2 separate regions of the Homo sapiens genome follow, and region 2 is linked to region 1. Evidence: read pairs that join two places in POLR2A ChIA-PET (ENCODE). Cell type or tissue: IMR-90. All regions are shown on one strand. Each heading gives the region's core, and the rest is flanking DNA. Links, peaks and the distances in the headings are about the cores only. Region 1 overlaps NEK6 (NIMA related kinase 6). Region 2 overlaps NR6A1 (nuclear receptor subfamily 6 group A member 1).

Region 1 (2,912 bases), core at 171-2,670:
AGCATCTTGGGACCATGTCCACCAAAGGGTCCCAGGCCAGGAAAAGAGACCTGGGCCACAGGCATGGCTCTGTACCCACAATGCTGGGTATCCTCAGGCAAGTCTCTTAACCTCTCTGGGCTCAGTTTTCCCCTTCTTTAAAATGAGGTAGTGGATCTACAAGATGCTTTCCCAAGAGCTGGGGTCTGACCAAACGGGGTGCTGCCCCTGCTCCTTCTGTGAGGCAGGAGAAGTGGCTCATGTGCCTGTGGTAGGCTGGGGCACTGGGGGTGGCCAGAGGAGTTCCTTCTGCCCATGGCTGGCCCCCTCCCAGCCACCATCCTGTCTTGGCACCACCTTCGCCTTGCTTTTGCATATGGGCTCTTTTGAGCTGAGCTTCCCTGAGGCCAGTGGAAAGAAAGAGGCCTCCAGCAACAGCAGCTGGGGACGGACCCTGAGAGGCCCTCACCAGACTGCAGCTGAGGCCTGTGGGCATCTGCAGGGGGGCGCCCAGGGTCCCCGGGTGGCCGCCTCTGGCTAAAGGCAGAGCATTGTGGGACTGGGCTAAAGGAAGACTGCCACCTTTGGCTCCAGATCTGCGCAGCCCCCAGCACCCCCACCCCGCCAGGCGCTCACCTTGATCATCTGCGAGAGGTCCCCTGCGTCAGCCAACTCCAGCACAATGTTCAGCTCGTTGTCTTCGATAAACGAGTCCAAATACTTGATGATATTTGGGTGGTTCAGTTGCTGCATGAGGAGGGAAAGAGGGAAGGGGGCACCAAGTGAAGACGGGACAGACCCAGTGCCTGCCTGCCACCGGCACCCTGCTGGCACCCGGTCACTGAGGCCCTGGCATTTGCTAGAGAAGTGGGTCCCAGGGAAAGAAAGGCCTGTGCTGGGGAGTCAGGAAGGCCTGGGTGACACTGGGAAAGCCACTTTGCATCCCCAAGTCTCAGATTCCTCATCTGTAAAACTGGCATAATGTTTTGAAGCATAGTTGTGAAGACGACATGGGTCAATACTCTTGAAATGTGTAACAGGGCAGCCGCACAGAGCTATGTGAGACTCAGCATGGACTTGTGGAAAGGACCCTCCCCCTCCTCCTCACCACCCCGACCCTGAGGGCGGCATTGGGCCCCACCTCTCTGTCCCTGTGCCCAGACACGGCCAGCCTGCAGGTGCTCCTCAGAAGGACCATCTCCTGCCTTCATCCTTCCCACTCTTTCTCAATTCCTGACCTATCTCTTGTAAAATCATTTTTTTTAAAATATTTTTTTGTAGAGATAGGATCTCACTATGTTGCCCTGATTGAAACTGAACTTCTAGGTTCAAGCGATCCTCCCACCTCACCCTCCTGAGCAGTTGGGACTACGGCTGCATGCCACCATGCCTGGCCCTTGTGAAATGTTGAAAAAAATCCCTGGAGGCATGAGAGCTGCCCGGCTGATTTGCTCATGCTGAGACGCTGCCTCTGTCCTTCGCACCACCGCCTGCATGTTTGCTGCAGTGGAGCATGGAGCTGGACAGAACGGTGCCCCCCTGGCTGGAAGTCAGGCCCTCCAGGCTAAGAGGAGCCCCTGGCATCTGTTCATAACAAAGCTGACTGTTTATATCAAAGAGACTCCAGGATCTGGGAAAGCAGAGGGGACTCGAATATCCTGCCCTGGTGTGGGTGTGGTCAGCCTAGTCCAGACACCAGCCAACCACCAGAGGCCGATAGTGAGCACATTTCCCAAAAGGCCCGGAAGTCGTTGGGAGAAGGATGCACTGTGCCCATCCGTGGATTCTAAAATGAGGGGAGCCTGGGCAGATGTTACAGAGCCATGCAAGCCCCTATTCATTCATTCATTCATTCCCCAAGCCAGCCCCCCATGTGTGGGCCCTGGGGGCCAGAGCAGGCTCAGCCACTGGCCCCAGCTCCTCCCCATGCGTCCATCCTCTCACCAGGTCCCCCCAGAGACTGATCCCTGTCTGCTATGGCGCCCACTGCCTGTCCAAGTCCTCAAACCCCTGCTCTGGACCAAGGTCTGGCCCTGAGGTGGGTGTGCTGGCCCCTGCCTGCCCCTCAGCCAGCAGCGCTGTGGCTCAGTGAATATCCAGACACCACTGCGAGGAACCAGGCACCCTGCACAGCTGAGGACGCAGGTGCAGCACATTCAATCCTGGTTCCCAGGGGTGGCTGGGAGGGAGCCCTGTTGCCATCTTAGCAGCAGGCTCCCCTGTGGAAGAACCTTGGTCAGTAACAAATGTAGGTAATTTACACAGGGTGACTAGACTTCAGAAGGCGGCACACAAAGCAATCCTAAGCAAAAAGAACAAACCTGGAGGCATCACGTTACTGGACTTCAAACTATACTACAAGCCTATGGTAACCAAAACAGCATGGTACTGGTACAAAAATAGATACATAGACCAATGGAACAGAATATAGAACTCAGAAATAAAGCAGCATACCTACAACCACCTGATCTTCAACAAAGTTGACAAAAATAAGCAATGGGGAAAGGACTCCCTACTCAATTAACTGGCTAGCTATATGCAGAAGAATGAAACGGAACCCCTACTTTTCACCATGTGTAAAAATTAAATCAAGATTGATTGAAGACTTAAATGTAAGACCTCAAACTATAAAAATCCTAGAAGAAAACCTAGGAAATACCTTTCTCAGCGTTAGCCTTGACAAAGAATTTAAGACCAAGTCCTTAAAAACCATTGCAACAAAACCAAAAACTGACAAGTGGGACATAATTAAATGAAAGAGCTTCTGCATGGCAAATGAAATGATCAACAGAGTAAACAGACAATTGACAGAATGGGAGAAAACATTCATAAACTATGCATCTGACAAAGGACTAATGTCCAGAATCTATAAGGAACTTAAATCAATAAAAAAAAACAAAACATTAAAAAGTGAGCAGAGGAGGCTGGACATG
Region 2 (2,912 bases), core at 124-2,623, 330 kb before region 1:
CCTCTGAGGCCCCCTTGACACTATCTTTAACTGGGGTTCCTCCCAAGCTGAGAATCTTGCCAAGGTTCTCACATGTCAGTGGCCACCTTTGAGTGTCCTAGAAGAATCATATTTCTTTTATAACCATTTTGGGGCTAACATTGGTTTCATTGCCCTTTCCACAACAGAGAGGGTTTGTTCAACGAGAGCTTCTTCCAGCATTTTCATACATCACTGTTGCCTGGGTAGGGTTTTGCAGCCTGATTCTCTGTATTAATTTAGGATAAAATTCAGTTATTAATTAGACCTGATCTTTCTTTGTCAATAATTTAGAAGCATATGTCCTCGGCACATAATGTTGGCTGACTGTTTGGTTAATAATATGTTCTTGAAGACATACTTCTGGAAATCTGAAATTGATAAGTGAAGAGGAACTTTCTTACTATTCATAAATAAGGTTGTATTCAGCTATTCTGACTCTAGTAGGGTTAATTGCTAACATTTGACCTACATTATTTTATTTTTTCAATTTCTCAAAAACTCTGAAAAGTATAGGCCAGGGGCCTTGGCTCATGCCTGTAATGCCAGTGCTTTGGGACGCCATGGTGGAAGGATTGCTTGAGGCCAGGAGTTCGAGACCAGCCTTAGCAACATAGTAAGACCCCCATATCTACAAAAAATAAATTTGCCTGGCTTGATGATATGTGCCTGTAGTTCTAGTTACTTGTGAGGGTGAGGAGAGAGGGTCACTTGAGTGCAGGAGTTCAAGGCTGCAGTGAGCTATGATGATGCCACCATACTCCAGGATGGTGACAGAGACTCTGTCTCTTAAAAAACAACAACAAAACAAACCTCTGACAAATACAGAAAATAACAGCATACACCTGATAGTCCCATTTTATAGGCAAGTGACATCTAGTATTTTCATAGTAAAATATCATGTAGTGTCATCTGATACTTTCTTCTTTTTACTAAAAAAAAAAAAAAGTTACTTGCAAGCTACTCAGTTGATTTCACAGCTTACTGAAGGGGCAGCCAGAACTTTGGAAAGCACAAAAGGTGAGAAAACTGAGGCTCTGGTGGTTAAATGACTTGTCCAGTGTCACATAGCAAGGAAGAGGCAGAGCTGAGACTTGAACCAGAGCTTGATTCCAAAGTTCTTGCTCGTACTATGTTATATAGATTCTCTATTAATGAAACTGAAGGGAAAAAAAAGCACAAATAACCTTTAATAATGATTATACAAAATGTAAATTTCCCAAAGCAGAGGCTGTAGGAAGGGGCAGAAATATTCTTCCTCTGATCATTGCCTCAGCATTTTTCAGAGTTGTTGGCCATCTGGAGTTGTTGGTCCCTCTCTGGGGCAGAATACAACTGACGCTACTCATTAGTTATGCTGGGAATGGACAGATTCCCAGAGCACTTACATCTCATTACTCACCTAGCCTTGAGCTAATCTTGGCTTTTTAAAGTAATAGCTGGGTGTGAGACCTAGCTTCTGCGTGAGTGTGTGGCCTCTCAAAAGTGTGCTGTTGCAATGTGACTTGGAGTTCATGCTCAGATATGGGAAGGGCTGTATCTAGAGTCTGGCTCCAGCCCTGGCATTTCTGACCTGGTCATGGTACTGAGTTAATTTTATGGAAAGAAGGAATGATGTCCCTTTTTCTTCTTGGAGGATAAGGCTGTGTCAAAGGGAAAGGAAGGAAATTAATTCCCGTTGTTGTCTGCTATGAGCCATGCACTGTACTAGGCACATTTGACATTGGTTTTTGAATTAATTCTCATAACAGTGCTGTCAGGGGAACAGTATTATCCTCATTTTGCAGAGAAGTAATATTGAGGCTCAGAGAGAGGAAATGATTCATAAGCAGTCACACAGCCAGGTAGTAATGAGATTAGGAGAGAAACTTCATTACACCTTAATTTTAAAAGTCATACCCTTCTCCTTAGAGCTGGGTTGTAACCCCAAGCTGATAAGACAGTTGAGGAGGGGACATTCCTAGGCCTTGGAAATAATAGGTTATATCAGAGGAAGCCCATGAAAATCCAACAGTGTGGAAATAGAGCTGCTTCTTTACTCTTGTGCATTGAGGGATTTGCCTGGAATACCTACCTCCACCACTTTAAATCAATCCAGACTTAGGGGTTGGGGCTAGTTTTTTAGTCTTCATGCAGTCGCTTTTCAATAAAAAACAGGAGGTTAGTCTTCTGCTGGTTTCCTTTTTTAACTAGCTCAGATTTGTTTGTTTTTTTCCTTTATTCTGCCGTTACTTGGACATCGTTTTCTTCTCCTTTGGACTTAAATTAGATTGGCTGTCAAGCTTTTGGGCCTCTTTGTTTCTTGGGAGAGGCAGAAATGGTCAGGTGCCAATGTCTACTTGGGAAGAGGATCAAATTGTGTGGGTAGGATTGGGGTGGAGGCACAGATCTTAAACTATTACTCTATGGCTGCCAGGAAAATGCATATTTTCTTTGCAAAAGAGACTAGTCCGGTGTTAATGCTTTGATTGTATAATTAAAGCCATGGATTTTGGATAATTTCTTTAGATATGTAATGAGGCCTATTTTAGTGTAAACCGTATATATAGTAGAACTTCGTATTTTTACTTTGTATTTTTGTCCCCAGTTTTATCATCTGGGCAAAGATGGCAAAGTAGATTGGGCAAAAAGAAAGGGAGAAGGGAACCACTGTGGGGCCAACCCCTATGGTAGGTACTTTGTAAAATTGTTACTTTGAATTCTTACAGCATTCTTATTAAGTTGGTATTGTCATTTCCTCTTCCATAAGTATTTGGAAATTGAGATGTGACATGGTTAACTAACTTCTCCAAGGTTCATAAGACAAAGCCAGTAATCAAATTCAATTTTTGGCTGAGATAAAAGATTAGTAAGACAGAGCCAGTGGCTGGGCGCAGTGGCTCATGCCTGTAATT

Evidence for each region. Peaks named below come from ENCODE experiments on the same cell type or tissue, not always from the same donor. Only the 100,000 strongest peaks of a DNase experiment are listed, where the experiment ranks them.
Region 2: POLR2A ChIA-PET joins it to region 1 with 6 read pairs; 1 of 35 experiments calls an interaction of 5 or more read pairs at or near these places.

What each region holds. Positions count from the first base shown.
Region 1 is chr9:124,319,273-124,322,184 of GRCh38, reverse strand. NEK6 (NIMA related kinase 6) reads right to left here. Exons shown (of 10, transcript NM_014397.6): 5 at 616-726. Among named protein-coding and RNA genes, the nearest start is that of NEK6, 63 kb to the right of the region's middle. In IMR-90, for the core only: a CTCF peak has its summit at 1,680 (motif pointing right); a DNase peak (open chromatin) is centred at 1,684; H3K27ac peaks cover 551 bases.
Region 2 is chr9:124,651,329-124,654,240 of GRCh38, reverse strand. The region is part of intron 2 of NR6A1 (nuclear receptor subfamily 6 group A member 1); the gene reads left to right. Among named protein-coding and RNA genes, the nearest start is that of MIR181A2HG, 5.7 kb to the left of the region's middle. In IMR-90, for the core only: no CTCF peak of the experiment used is centred there; a DNase peak (open chromatin) is centred at 1,410.